2 separate regions of the Homo sapiens genome follow, and region 1 is linked to region 2. Evidence: chromatin loops called from intact Hi-C (ENCODE). Cell type or tissue: PC-3. All regions are shown on one strand.

What was found. A loop is a pair of places that touch in the nucleus more often than their neighbours do. Peaks named below come from ENCODE experiments on the same cell type or tissue, not always from the same donor. Only the 100,000 strongest peaks of a DNase experiment are listed, where the experiment ranks them.
Region 1: a loop joins it to region 2, with 2.6 times the contacts of the local background. A loop is called at or near these places in 5 of 110 quality-filtered maps.

Annotation. Positions count from the first base shown.
Region 1 is chr18:24,227,708-24,235,707 of GRCh38, reverse strand. The region is part of intron 16 of OSBPL1A (oxysterol binding protein like 1A); the gene reads left to right. Among named protein-coding and RNA genes, the nearest start is that of MIR320C2, 90 kb to the left of the region's middle. RefSeq lists an enhancer at 1,470-2,079. In PC-3, no CTCF peak of the experiment used is centred here; DNase peaks (open chromatin) are centred at 3,477, 4,787, 6,857 and 7,247; H3K4me3 peaks cover 753 bases; H3K27ac peaks cover 4,657 bases.
Region 2 is chr18:24,171,178-24,179,177 of GRCh38, reverse strand. OSBPL1A (oxysterol binding protein like 1A) reads left to right here. Exons shown (of 28, transcript NM_080597.4): 21 at 983-1,165; 22 at 6,695-6,802; 23 at 7,680-7,769. Among named protein-coding and RNA genes, the nearest start is that of CABYR, 36 kb to the right of the region's middle. In PC-3, a CTCF peak has its summit at 2,246 (motif pointing left); a DNase peak (open chromatin) is centred at 4,967; H3K27ac peaks cover 960 bases.

The DNA of each region.
Region 1 (8,000 bases), 57 kb before region 2:
CTTACATATTCAGCTGTCAGCTTTATGTATAAAAAACAAATGCTTGCTCTTCCTCCCAGATACTATTTCTCCTGGAATTGGCCTCATTTTTGTAAATGGCACCTCTTCATCTCCTAAAGCCAGAAACTAGGAGTGATTCGTGACATTTCCATGAGACATAGAATCGAGGCCTGGCCATTCTGCCTTCAAATCATATCTTGAATTCATCTGTGTTTTACTAATGGAGGGTAGCAGTTAAAAGTATAGGTACTCAAGCTGAAGGCTCTTGCTTAGTCAAAGCTCTACCATTCCCCTACTCTTGGGAAAGTTACTTCACTTTCCTCTGCCTCATTTCTTCATCTGCAAATGGGTCATAGGATCATTGCAAAGAATTAACTAATACATATTTGTAATGTACTTAAAACAGTGCCAGGCACACTAAGGGGCTAGCAGATATTAGCTCTCATTATGGTGACCCGCACTGCACCTACTTTCCTCTAGCCTCTTAACTGATCTTGGTGCTTCCAGCCTTGGCCTGCTGACGTTCATCCCGTACACACCATCCATGGTGATCCTTTGTTGACAATCACATCATCGCATTCCCTCACCTAGAATTTTTCAGTGGTTTCTCATTGCACTTAAAATGAAACTCAGATGCCTTCACGGACCTTCAAGGCTCTCGACATGATCCAGACCCTACTGCCTCTTCACACTCACTTTGTCCCCTTGTTCCCTCCACTTACTATACCAGTGCCTCCTCCAGGCCTCAGATGCAGTAGTGATGTCAGGCAGTTGGATGCACAGTTAGTAAAGAGCAATGAAAAGTATACAAACCTCCACTTCATTTGAAGCTTAATTTTAACAACTAAATCATGACGATAGATGAAATCAAGCCTATCCTGATATTGAGAAGGTATGAAAAAAAAAGATTTTTCAACTTACTCTTCTTAAAAGATTTAAAAAATATTTTCACTAAATGTTTAATCTTTTAAAAAGTTGTTAACTCGTGTTACTTTAAAATAAAGGGATAACTTCATTAGATCTAAAGTCCATGTGGTTTCCTGTTTCCCTTTATCATATCCCTTTAAGCTTTTTCAGATAAGCAAGATCAATGGAAATCTACTCATAAGGTGGGTGAAGCAAGCCTTGGTGCAGAGCCAGCAGTGTAAGAGAGGAATTTTTCCAGCCCCCTGGCGTCCCCCCTGGGATCGCTTGAGAAAATTATTTTTCCAGTAAGCTCAGTGACGAAACATTTCATAAAACTCCATAAAGCACACAGATTTTTTTCCCCACAAATTTGATTAAATTCCATTGTGTAAACTTATTTAAAAGGAGATAAATTTAATGAAGCCTCACATTTTGTCCTCATTGCGTGTGTGGGTGTGGGAGTGGGTGTGTTTAAGGAATGAAATGGTTATGTCAAGTGAAATTTCGGATATAGCTGTAAGGGAACACTTCCTGGGAAAAGGGCTAGACATTCATGCGCATTGAAACAAAAAGATATCATGAGAAACCACTGTGGATAAAGTATTCTTCAAATAAGCTTATAGAAATGCTTTATAGAAGAAGAAAGTGGTTCTTCATATATATTCATATATATTTCTACCCTATCAGTGTTGTTTTTTCTTTTTGCTACTTTGTCCACCAAGGCTCTCAAATACCTCTTCTCCTGGGTAGCCTTTCCTGACTCCTCCGGGCAGAATTAGTTTCTTTTTTTGTGTTTCCTTCAGTTTACATCTCTTTTATAGCCTCCTTGTGTTTTGTTTGTAAGATAATAGGACCCCGCAGAGGCTCACACCTGTAATTCCAGCACTTTGGGAGGCCAAGGCGAGTGGATCACTTGAGGCCAGGAGTTTTGAGACCAGCCTGGCCAACATTGTGAAACCCTGCCTCTACTAAAAATACAAAAGACTTTATCCGGGCATGGTGGCACATGCTTGTAATCCCAGCTACTTGGGAGGCTGAGGCAGGAGAATAGCTTGAACCTGGGAGGCGGAGGTTGCAGTGAGCCGAGATCGCGCCATTGCACTCCATCCTGGGCAACAGAGCGAGACTCTGTCTGAAAGAAAGAAAGAGAGAGAGAGAGAAAGAGAGAAAGAAAGAAAGAAAAATATAATAGGGACCATATCTGTTTACATCCCTGAAGTACGTAGCACAGAATCAGAGTTCTCTAAATGCTTGTCGAATGCAGGTTGTTGAAGAAATGTCATTGATGTTTCTGTCCTCCCTAAAAATATATTGTTATTCAATAATGAGCCTAAGATAATCAGGAATGCATGGTGATTTTATGCATCTATATTCACCACTTTGGATTCTGCAGGGGAGAGTAGGGATGGGTAGCAAAGGAGGAAGGAGGGATGAGATAGTATTGATATTAGAAAATGACATTTGTTCCCAAGGGGTTTACAGTAAAGTTGGAGATAGGATACTGCTACCAGGGAGGGGGCAGATGAAAATTAGTTAAAGGAGAGAAAACTAAAGGTACATGACTTTAGGAATCTCTCATAATCTTCTAAGGAGTTGTTTTTGAAACACTTATTACTGGTTAAATAACTAATTTCATGGTGGTTTTTCTTTAGTAACTAGTCTGAGAGCAGTTTCACGGAAAATTCCTGCTCTTTGAATATTGTAGGTTCAGAACGCATTACTTTTCTTACTGTGTGTTCATTTTCCTTTTGAGAAACATGTTGAGATCAGTTGCTCTAGAAAGGCTTTCTTGCTAAGCGTTCCCCTTAATGCTATTTTGGTTGAAATGTGCATGAATAATGCATAAAATCCGATAGCGTAGATGGGCAAAACCAATAGATAGTTATATCATGAAACTGAAACCAGTTTTAGCATTTCTCAGCAGATGTAAGAGTACATCTTTTAAATCTTGAACACTTGGAGGGCACCAGCCATATCATTCATCTTTCCAAACTGCTTCAGCAACTTGCACTTTACCTGATGTGTGGTAGGTACTTAGTAAATGTTGACTTATTACATCGAAGTCACATGAAAATACTTTGTTTTCTAACTATGGATTATTCTGCAACTGGCCTTTAGTTCTAGAATTGTTTTCTTTGTAGAGTTAATGCATAATGTGACCTTCCTAAAAATAATGTTGAGAAACAAGACAAATTGGGAAGCTCTGGATTTGGTAGCCCAAAATAGATCCACGTAAGATTTCCAGTAGCCCACACACTACGGTTTGTATAACTCCTCATGTTCCATTACATGTGCAGATGTTACAAATTGTAGAAAACAGTAGTAGATTTAGTTGCTTGGGGATGAGCCGGTACTTTTAAGAAACTCTGTCACAAGCAATACCCTACCATTTGGCTAATTTTGACCTTGGACATCATTCAGAGAGGATCTGTCTAGAATGTCTCCGACTCTTGTTGCTTGCTGCCAAGAATCTGTTTCAAGCTTTTGTCACTTCCTTAGTAAATTATTGCAGCAGTCTCTTGGCAGCCCCCTCTGGACTCATCCCGGTTTTCAGTTTATGATTCACTTTAAATATGTTAGGTTGTGTTTACTTTCTTTGTGTTCTTCATATTTACTGTGCTATTTCTGAGTTTATGCAGTTGTACCTCAAGGCTAAATAAAAATTTGGCACTGATATTTTAAGCTGTACCTTGGGTTGCTTTGGACATTTTCAGAACATGCCTGGTACGTGGGAAACCGTAAACAATAAAGGTATTAAATTAAGCATGTGTGCGTTTCCTGGCTGTTTTCTGTTACCTTCAGTAACAGGAGGAAGGGTGACTTGGACATTATCCACAGTTCTTCCCCATCTTGCTGCTTTGTGTACTATTTGTTCTCAGGCTGGTTTCCAAAGGTCAGGATAAAAAAGTGCTTATCAGGATAACTTACAAGAATTGTTGGCATGTTTATATTGTGAACTTTATGGCCTCTTCTTTCAGCCTTTTAATAGTAGGAAAAATTAACAAATCAACTCTTGGAAAGTTCTCTCACTCAATTACAAAAAGGAGCATAGCGGTCAGGATCTTAATTCTAGAGTAAAGTTAAAGTCACCATAAGCCGGCAATAGCCATTCATTGGCTTCCATGCTATTTTGATGAGAAAGGAGACTGTGTTCAATCTGAATGTGTTTAAAATAATTCTGAGTTCTAACATGGACAGAACTTTAAAGATCTTAAAGCAGGTGCAGTGGCTTACACCTGTAATCCTAGCACTTTGAGGCCAAAGTGGGTGGATCACTTGAGGTCCGGAGTTCAAGACCAGCCTGGCCAACATGGTGAAACCCCATCTCTACTAAAATACAAAAATGCTGGGCGTGGTGGTGGGCGCCTGTAATCCCAGCTACTAGGGAGGCTGAGGCAGGAGAGTTGCTTGAATCCAGGAGGCGGAGGTTGCAGTGAACTGAGATCACGCCACTGCACTCCAGACTGGGTGCCAGAGCAAGAGTCTGTTTCAAAACAAACAAACAAAAAGAACTTTAAAGATCTGGGCCATTGTCGACCCATAACATTAAAGCAAACTTTGTGAGATTTTACATTTTAATTCTATTAATACTGCTGTTTTAATTGAGGAACTAATCAGGTAAAGATTCTGTCCACCTTCAATGCTTCTGTAAACTAGAGCATTTTATCTTGTAAAATATATGTTTTTCAAGGTGTTATTCTGACACTTCTTAATGTTTTTGAGAGACAGGGTCTCGCTCTGTTGCCCAGTCTCAAACTCCTGGGCTTAAGTGATCCTCCACCTCAGCCTGCCGAGCAGCTGTGACTACAGGTGCACACCACTGCACGTGGCTTGATGGTTTCCCTATAAAATATAATCATCGACTGAGTCACCTGAATCCTTTTGGAACTAGATGGGAGTAAACACACCCACAAATAAGTGCTTATCAAGAGTATTCCATTTCCCGTCATTACTCAGGGCTGCACAGATTTTCCTAAGTGCTCATCAAAAGTTCAGTAAATAATGTAGGGCTATTTCATAAATCTTTTATGCTGTTTTTCAGGGGTCAGAAGTTTCCTAAAATTTTTGAGTGGTTTTGCCTGTTATAGAAACGTATATGTTTATTAAGGAGAAAATGGAGTGGGAAATAAAAAGAATAACGACAGGCTGCCATTGTCTGAAGTCTAGCTATGTATATTGTAAAAATACCTTCCTTCTGCTGCATTAAAAAAATATGGCTCTAGAAAAATCAACCAGTTTTCCTGGCAATGAGGTAAGAGTTAACCAGACCAGAATATAGTCCATGCATCCAACATGATAGCTAGCTCATTGGCTTTTAGGGACAGGTTTTTGTGTGTTTGCCTGGTTTTTGTTTGTTTGTTGTTGTTTTTATTGTAAAATATACATAACATAAACTTTCCAACGTGACCCTTTTTGAGTGTACAATGCAGTGGGATTAAGAACCTTTACTTTCCTATGCAACCATCACCACCATCTCTCTCCAGAACTTTTTTGTCATCCCAAACTGAAACTCCATCCCCATTAACTACCAACTCCCCATTCCTCCCTCCTCCCTCTCCTTGTTTGTCCTGAAAGCCTGAGTGTCGTGGCCTAACCCTACTGCAAGAGAGCACTGCAACCAGCACATGGGAGGCAGGATGCACCTCTTCCCTTCATGCTTTCTACTAAGGCATTAATATATTACCCACTAACATTTTGATGTTTATATGTGGGGGAACATTGAAGAACCCAGAATTTTATGATTGAATTATTGGTGGGGCGTGGTGGCCCATGCCTGTAATCCCAGCACTTTGGGAGGCCGAGGTGGGCGGATCACCTGAGGCCAGGAGTTCAAGACCAGCCTGGCCAACATGGTGAAACCTGTCACTACTAAAAATACAAAAATTAGCCGGGCATGGTGGCGCGCGCTTATAGTCCCAGGTACTTGGGAGGCTGGGGCACAAGAATCACTTGCGTGAGGGAGGCAGAGGTTGCAGTGAGCCGAGATCGTGCCACTGCACTCCAGCCTGGGTGACAGAGCGAGGCTTCGTCTCAAAAAAAAGCCAAAAAAAAAAAAAGATTGATTTATCACTTCATAGATACCAAGATGTAGCACTGATTTGTTTTACAGGGAGACTTGAAAATAACTTCTATGGATAGGCTTTGACTTTCATCAGCAACCTCCACAGTGGCTATGCCCTCTTTGGTATTGAGCTAAACATGTTTAAACTGAAATATCTATAGAACCATGAGTCTCCACATGAAACGATGCTGTACTAGCGATAGATTGGTGTGACCAAGGCTTTGAAGGTATAATCTCTCAAGAATGGTTCTCTGTTACTGACAGAGTAAGCCCAAACTATTTCACACAGTATACATTCCACATCTCTCTATTCATTGCACTAGAAATCACTGAGCTTTGGCTTTTAAGCAACTAGTTTTTATTTCACAGGCACTGTAAATCATGTAATTGATGTTTACTTCTTTGCCTTTGAAACTACAAAGCTCAGAGTTTATGATTCCTCTCTAGTGAGTATACAGAACCTCATGACATGTATCGGGAGACTACCTCATCCCTAGCTTCATTTTATATTTCTTCCCGCTACCTACCTTTTTCTTTTGAGACAGAGTCTCGCTGTCTCTCCCAGGCTGGAGTACAGTGGTTCAATCTTAGCTCACTGCAACCTCCACCTCCTGGGTTCAAGCAGTTCTTCCTGCCTCAGCCTTCCGAGTAACTGGGATTGCAGGGGAGTGCCACTATGCCGGGCTAATTTTTGTATTTTTGGTAGAGATAGGGTTTCATCATGTTGGCCAGTCTGGTCTTGAACTCCTGACCTCAAGTGATACACCCACCTCAGCCTCCCCAAGTGCTGGGATTACAGGTGTGAGCCACCGCGCCCAGCCTGTGTTTGCTTTTTATTTATCCTATGTAGTCAGCTTTAAGACTGACTCACAGTCTCATGTCTGCCCGTTCTGTGCCTTCCACTGCCATCTCACTGCACAGTGCATTCCTCGCTGTGTTGGCCATGGTGTTCTTATTGCTTGGGACAGCTCCTGTATTGTAACTGTCCTCATCCCCACTCTTACTCCTTGTCAGCGAACGCAGCTCAATCATCAGCCACAGTTCTTTCCTGATACAACATTCTCCACTCTGTAAAGTTGACTGATGCCTCCTTTGTAGCCCGCTGCCCCCATTCAGACTCCTGTGATCACCTAGAGAAATCTACTGAACTCGTTTGTTCACAAAACACTTCCCCGCTGCTGGGCCATGCGCAGGGACCAGATCTTATGCTTCCTTCACTTCACAGGCCTTGCAAGATATGAGGAAGGGAGGAATGAATTCAGCAGCATCAGATGTGGTGGATGAGTCAAAATAAGAATTGAAAAATGACCATTGTACTTTGCAATGTGGAAGTAATTAGCGACCTTTCTTAGAGCCCTTTAGGGGAAGGGTGGGGATAGCCTGACTATATTATAGCGAGAGGTTTGAGAGCAAAGTATAGAGGAGGAGTAAGGAGGGGGGTGAGGGGAGGGGGAAGAAAGAGGTGGAGGCACAGGGAGACAGGGAGAAGAGTAAGGACAAAGAGGGGGCACAGAGGGGGTGAGTCGGGCTGCTAATCACAGAGGACAGGGTCTGCACTGTCATCTGATGGAGCATCCCTAGGGGTCAGTGCAGTGGTCCCACGCAGGGGTTCTCAGTGTGACTGATGAGTTTGTGGGTCGTAGATCTTTATGTAGTCACTGAGTTGAAATCTTGTTCTGCGAAGTCCGTCTTTGCTTCATAGAAGCTCTTACTGTTCCGTGTTTAATGTTTATGTCTGCTTTTGCTAAAAAAAATTCTTTTTAGGTGGGTAAGTCCCTGCCTTATGATTGATGTCTCTTAAATTGCAAACACACAATCCTGTGCATAAATGCTTGAGGTATTTTGCTTCATTGCTTTATGATTTTCATGACTTCTAAATCATAAACTAATACTGTGTCTTAAATAATACCAGTACAGACGAAATTATTTTGATTTTTTACATTTTTTTTCTCAAGTGAAACAAACTTCAAAATGTTGGAGTGGAACCACCCCCACCCCAAGATGGCTGTTATCATCCCTGATGCAGGTCTTG
Region 2 (8,000 bases):
AAGTTTGGCATGAATATGGTGACCTCCCAGGAGAGGGAGGTCAGAAATGGACGCAGGTCAAAACTCCTGTGCTGGTCAGTGGTGGGCTTGCACCCATCATTAGCCACTGCGCTCCAGCCTGGGCAACAGTGAGGCCCTCTTATAAAAATATCTCTTTATTAAAAAATATAAATAAAATATATTAGCATAAGTATATATTGTTTGCATGAAGCCAATGACTGCATCTGTAAGTGCAGTTCTGTTTGCTTGAGCTAGCCTGTGTCTTGTTTATATATGATTAAGGGACTTTATTTGGCTTTAGTTTTTCTATGCGTTCCTCCTCTTCTCTGCACAAGTTTTGATCTCATTTATTCCCTAGATGTTTGAAAGTGGACACACTAGATTTCTCTAATGTAAAAGGAATGATGTGTTTTAAATTTACATGACTAATATTTTTTCATGCAAATCATTCAAATTCATCTGGGTGTTCTTTGTTTTAATTTGTTCAAGTAGCTAGCATTACAACATTGGATTTGGTGGTTTGGGTTGCATTTGTATAATTTCTCATATATGAAGTTGTTTCATTGCAATGAGAATAAAGAATTGTTGGCCGGGCATGGTGGCTCATGCCTGTAATCCCAGCACTTTGGGAGGCTGAGGTGGGTTGATCACGAGGTCAGGAGTTCGAAACCAACCTGGCCAACATGATGAAACCCCCGTCTCTACTAAAAATACAAAAATTAGCCAGGTGTGGTGGTGCATGCCTGTAATCCCAATTAGTCGAGAGGCTGAGGGAGGAGAAGTGCTTGAACCTGGGAGGCAGGGGTTGCAGTGAGCCAAGATCACGCCACTGCTCCAGCCTGAGCGACAGAGCAAGATTTTGTCTCAACAACAACAACAAAAGAATTGTTTACTTTGAAAGGGCAATTATGTACATGTTTAATGATAGAGTTAATTATAATGTTGCTTTTTTTTTTCTTTTTTTTTTTTTTTAAATCTTAAGAGATGACCTTGGATTTAGACTCATCTCCGAACAGGTCAGCCATCACCCACCAATCAGTGCATTTCATGCTGAAGGATTAAACAATGACTTCATCTTTCATGGCTCTATCTATCCCAAACTGAAATTCTGGGGGAAGAGTGTAGAAGCAGAACCCAAAGGAACCATCACCTTGGAGCTCCTTGAGTGAGTTCTGATCAAGCCATTACACTCTTTTCATGTAGACCTGCCTGTAAGTGTAGACATGCACACTCAGCTGACCTTACTGTTCAAAAGCTGGAGAAAAAGAAACAGCTTTCATACAGTGCAAACTGTCTACGTCTATGTAAAAGAATTTGAGAAACATGGCAGTAGCCATTGCTAATTAATCTGGGTATGTGTAAATAGTTTAACTTGATTTTTGACTCTGGTGTTTGGATCTATTTTAAGATCGATGGAGTTAATTGCTTCATGACAGTTCTTATGAAACATGCTTTTTTATATCCTTGTGCCAATGTTTTGTTTACAGATCTTTCAAAATGAATTCACTCTGAGAAATAATGAAATGACAATTGTGTGGCACATGTTAGGCGTTAGATAAATTGGGAGTTCTCTTCTTTTGTAAGATTAGCTTTAAATCCACAATTAATTCCAGTTAGGAGAGAATAAGCATACGATACCCTATCTCTTTAACACTGATTACAACTAGATACCCCGGACAGAAGACAAAGCAACAACCCAAAGACTCTGAAAAGTAGATAGTAGCAGGCAGACTGGGGAGAGAAATCAAAACCTGAACACCAATATGGCAGTGAGTTTACTGGTTTTATATATTTCTCCCAAATCTGGCTCAGAATCAGAGCAGCAAATTGCAGAACTGGGGATTAGAGGCCGACCGAAAAAGTTCTGAGAGTAATTCTTTCTTTCTAATTAAAGGACCTAGAAAGATACCCTTGCAGGAAGTAGAGAATAGGGGAAATCCTGTTTTAATTTTGTCTCACAGCCTTGCCCCAAAGCAAGCACTAGGGTCTGTAGCTACACTCCTGCTGCGATGGTGGCTGTGGCAATCACACACGTACCTCAGAGTCCTTCTCTTTGGCCAGAGAAACTGAGTAAAGGAACCCCTGGGGTTCAAAGAGTGTGAGAGAATTCCTGTTACTTGTTTTTCTTTCTTTTCTTTTACCCCTTTGCCCCAGAAGAAGACCTAGTTGTGGGAGATACAAGACAGAGCAGAGAGGCTCAAACCCCAGCTTGCCAGCCGGAGGGGAGAGAAAGCGCCCCCTGGTGTCTAAGAGTGTTGGGGAAACCACAAAGAGGAGGGAGCTCAAGAAAGGGGTCCCCTGAAGCTGCATTATGAGTTCCTACGCTCATCCCTACACACATGCATTGAAATGACCCAGAAGGGTACACAAGGGCCTCAGGATCTGAAATGCTGTGTGGCCTGAGAGCCAGGTCCCTGGATGGCTATTGAGGGGTGGATCTGAGCAGCACTACAGAGGCTTTGAAAATTAAACTGACACTGGAATGAAAGCTCACAGGAGGAGAGTCAGGACTTCTGGCCTGAAACTCTGTTAATTGCCTACTAAAAAAAATTTTTATCAGTATTCTCCAGAAGAGGTTAAGAGGACAGAGTCTTACAATATTCAGGTGTGCAGAATACAATCCAAAATCATTCAGCATACCAAGCAACAGGAAAATCTCAACAAACTAAAATAGAAAAAGACATTTTAGCCAAAAAAAAAAAATAGAAGTATTTTTGGAAATTTTAGTACTAAAAATATAGTAATAGAATATAATAACTGGGATAGGCTCAATGGCAGAATGCAAATGTCAAAATATGTAAAGGATGTGTATGTTGAAAACTACAAGATACTGTTGAAAGTAATCAAGAATTACCTCAGTAATGCAGAGACACACTGTCTCGATATATTTGGAAGCCTCAATTATAGTTAAGATGTCAGTTCACCCCTCACTGATCTATAAGCAGTCTGTATGAGCACAGTCCAAATCAAAATCCCAAGATGATTTTTAATAGATACAGAGAAGTTGATTCTAACTTACGAATTCTAAGTTTGTATGGAAAGGCAAATGACAGAACAGCCAAAATAATTTTGAAAAGGAAGAACAGAATTGATGGACTCCCACTACCCAATTTTAAGGCTTAATGCTAAAGCTGTTGTAATCAAGACAGTGTGGTGGTGGCCAAACTATAGACAAAGTATAGATTAATGCGACGGGGAAGGGAATCCAGAAATTGACCCGCAGAAATGTGGTCAGTTGATTTTTGACAAAGCTGCAAAGGCAATACAGCTAAGAAGAATAGTCCTTTCCACAGACAACCATCTGTGCTATGGAGACAGTTGGACATCTATATGTTAAAAAATGAACCTCAAACTAGACCTCACGCCTTTTACAAAAATCAGCTCAAAATAGATCATTTACGTAAAATGTAAAACTAAGGGTTTTGGAAGAAAACATAGGAGAAACTCTTACAACTTTGGATTAGGCAAAGAACTCTTATGGATATGATACCAAAATTATAACCCATAAAAGACAAAAAGTGATAAATTAGATGTTATTAAATTAAAAACCTTATATCGAAAGATACTGTTCAGAGAATGAAAAGATAAACTATAGAATAGTAAAAATTATTTGCAAATCATATAGCCAACAAAGGACTTGTAGCCACAATATATAAAGAATTCTTAAAACTCAACAGTAAGAAATGATAAGGTCAGGCGCAGTGACTCATGCCTGTAATCCCAGCACTTTGGGAGGCTGAAGTGGGAGGATCACTTGAGCCCAGGAGTTAGAGACCAGCCTGGGCAACATAGTGGGATCCTTGTCTCTAGTAAAAGATTTTAAAAATAGCCAGGTTTGGTGACATGCACCTATAGTCCCAGTTGCTTGGGAGGCTCAGGTGGGAGGATCTCTCAAGCCCAGGAGTTCGAGGCTGCAGTGAGCCATGATTGCGCCATTGTATTCCAGCCTGGGCAACAGAGTGAAACCCTGTCTCTGGAACAACAACAACAAAAAAGAACAATAAAAAATGAATAGATACTTCATATATATATATATATGTGTATATATATATATATATATATATATATACATACACATGGCAAATAAGCACATGAAGTCAGCTGATTGCAGTGGCTCACACCTATAATTCCAGTTACTTAGGAGGCTGAGGCAGGAGGATTGCTTGAGGCCAAGAGTTCAAGACCAGCCTAGGCAACATAGTGAAAATCCGTCTCTAAAAAAATAAAGTAAAATAAATTTAGCCAGGCATGGGGACACATGCCTGTAGTCATAGCTACTAGGGAAGCTAAGGCAGGAGGGTCACTTGAGCCGAGGAGTTCGAGGCTGCAGTGAGCTATGATCCACCACTGCACTCCATCCTAGGTAGTAGAATAAGACCTCATCTCTAAAAAAAAATAAATAAAAATTTAAAAAGATGTTCAACAGCATCAGTTATTAGAGAACTGCAGAGTTAAAACCACAATGAGCTATCCTATTTATACCTATTACAATTTATATTTATACCTATTACAATGTCTAAAATCAAAATAATTGTAAACATTGACAATACCAAGTGCTGACAAGGATGTGGAGGAGCTAGAAATCTCATACAGGTTGAGTATCCGTTTTTTAAAATATACCAAAAGTGTTTTGGATTTTGAATATTTTCAGATTTTGTAATATTTGCAATATACCTACTGGTTTAGCATCTCAAATCCAAAATTCCAAAATCTGAAATACTCCAGTGACCATTTCCTTTGAGTGTCATGTCAGTGCTCAAAAAGTTTCAGACTTTGGAGCATTTCAGATGTCCAAGTTTTGAATTTGGAATGCTCAACCTGTGTATTGTTGGTGTTGGAATGTAAAATGGTAGAGCCACCCTGGAGAACAGTTTGGCAGTTTCTCATCCAGTTAACCTTATGTTTACCACATGACTCAGCAATATCACACCTAGGTATTTGCCTTAGAGAAATGGAAACTTACGTTCATCCCAAAACCTGTATACAAATGTTTACAGTAGCATTATTCATCATCACCAAAAACTGAAAACAGCCCACATGCCCTTCAGTGGGTGAATGGTCACACAAACTGTGGCATATCCATACAGCGGAATCCTACTCAGCACAAAGACTGATACGTAGAACAACACAGATGAATTTCAGGTGCATTATACAAATTGAAGATGCTAATCTCAAAAGGTAATCTACATTTATATGACGTCTGGAAAAGGAAAAACTATTGCAATGGAGAACAGATCAGTTGTTGGGGATAAGGAGTGAGTTGGAGATCCAGGGATTAGGAGTGGAGAAAGGTTTGACTACCAGGAGAAGTATGAACAAAGTGTTTGTGGGTGGAGGAGTTGTTTAGGATCCTGATTGTGTTGGTGGTGGTTACACAGATCTGTGCAAGCATAAACCTGAGTACCAACAAAAATGAATTTTACCTTATGTAAATTAAAAGACACATATCTAAGGACAAATATATGAAGGTGCAGCGGTGGCTCACGCCTGTAATCCCAGCACTTTGGGAGGCCAAGGCGGGTGGATCACCTGAGGTCAGGAGTTCGAGACCAGCCTGGCCAATATGGCAAAAACCCATCTCTACTAAAAATACAAAAATTAGCCGGGCATGGTGGCACGTGCCTGTAGTCCCAGCTCCTCGGGAGGCTGAGGCCCGAGAATCACTTGAACCCGGGAGGTGAAGGTTGCAATGAGCCGAGATCACGCCACTGCATTCCAGCCTGGGTGACACAGCGAGACTCTGTCTCAAAAAAAATAAAAAGTAAAATAAAACTTTTTTTTTAACTTTTATTTTAGGTTTGGGGGTACATGTGCAGGTTTGTTCTGTTGGTAAACTGTTGTCATGCGGGTTTGTTTCGTCACCCAGGTACTAAGCGTAGTACCCAATACTTATTTTTTCTGATCCTCTCCCTCCTCCAAACCTCCATCCTGAGGTAGGCCCCAGTGTCTATTCATCCCTTCTTTGTGTTCATGAGTTCACATCATTCAGCTCCCACTTATAAATGAGAACATGTGGTATTTGGTTTTCTGTTCCTGCGTTAGTTTGCTAAGAATAATGGACTCCAGCTCCTCCATATTCCCAGAAAAGACATGATCTTGTTCTTTTTTATGGCTTCATAGTATTCCATGGTGTATGTGTGCCACGTTTGCTTTATCCAATCTATCATTGATGGGCATTTAGGTTGATTCCATGTCTTTGCTGTTGTGAACAGTGCTGCAGTGAACATTCCCGTGCATGTATCTTTATGGTAGAATGATTTCTATTCCTCTGGATATATAGGATTATAAAATCAGAGTTTATTCACATAGATGAGTTTTTTTCCTTTGGTGAGCTGGAGGGTACTTTCTCTAGAAAGTGCTAAATAGACTTTTTATTTTGTGTCTCTACTTTAGCTTTTTTTAATGTTTCATGACACTTTTGAATGCTTAAAATGATTATGTACGTAGTTTATTTGGAGTTTGGTGGAAGTATAGAATTTTTTCTTAAGCTGTTACTCCCTTTTAAGAAACAAGAATGGGCAAATGATCCCAATTTTATGGTGAGTTAACATCAATAGAATTTTTAAAGGCTTAGAACGTAGTTATCTCAAGCAGCCTGGTTTGTTATTCTGAGTAATGGCATTTGGAACAAGTGTACTTTTTAAACAAAGTGATACCTCTCACTTATGCTTCTGGGTTTGGTTTTGTTTTTTAGACACAATGAGGCATATACATGGACAAATCCCACCTGCTGTGTGCATAATATCATTGTGGGTAAACTGTGGATCGAACAGTATGGCAATGTGGAAATTATAAACCACAAGTAAGGCACCTTGGGTACTTCGTCCATTCCTTCAGTTTTCATCAAGCAGTTTTAGTGGACATCAGTTTTTTTGTTTTGTTTGTTTTTAAAGAAAAGCTCTAGAACAGGCTGATGAAAATTTAAGAATCATGCAATATATCTGGGCGCGGTGGCTCACGCCTGTAATCCTAGCACTTTGGGAGGCCGAGGCGGGTGGATCACGAGGTCAGGAGTTCGAGACCAGCCTGGCCAAGATGGTGAAACCCCGTCTCTACTAAAAATACAAAAATTAGCCGGGCACGGTGGCGGGTGCCTGTAATCCCAGCTACTCAGGAGGCTGAGGCAGGAGAATTGCTTGAACCCAGGAGGCGGAGGTTGCAGTGAGCCGAGATAGCGCCACTGCACTTTAGCCTGGATGACAGAGCAAGACTCCATCTCAAAAAAAAAAAAAAAGGATCAGGCAATATAACTAACTCTTGAATGACTAGAAGCCCATTTATTTAATAAAGAGGGTTCATTAAAGTCTCTGATTAAGGAAGACTGGGTGAACCCAGCTTACCCAGCTTCTGTGAACCTTAATTCCAATCTCAGCTCATTTTGCTTCCTTTGTTTAGTGGGGGCCAGGGAGACAGGGCATAGGAGTTACTAGAAAGAGCTGGGCTCCCATTCTACTTTGTGACCTTAGGCAAGTCATGTATTCTTTCTGCCCCTCACATACCTTTTCTTTATGGTGGGAAGATTACCAATTGAGGATTAATCATTATCACTTTAGTATGGAGCCTGGCACACAGAGAAAATCCATAAACAGTAGCTGCTGCTAGAAAAGTGATCACAGTTATTTTTCTCTACTGCTGCTTTGCTAATAAATGATAATCTGAACTTAGTATTTTCTTTATAGGACTGGGGACAAATGTGTGTTGAATTTTAAGCCATGTGGCCTTTTTGGTAAGGAATTACACAAAGTTGAAGGCTACATTCAAGATAAAAGGTAAAATTTCTCTTTTAAATGTTGAATAGTATAGATTTTGTTCACTAGATAAAATGTCGGTATTAAAATACATTGTCGGCTGGGCACAGTGGCTCACACCTATAATCCCAGCACTTTGGGAGGCTGAGGTGGGCAGATCACGAGGTCAGGTTCAAGACCAGCCTGGCCAACATAGTAAAACCCCATCTCTACTAAAAATACAAAAAAATTAGCCAGGCATGGTGGTGGACA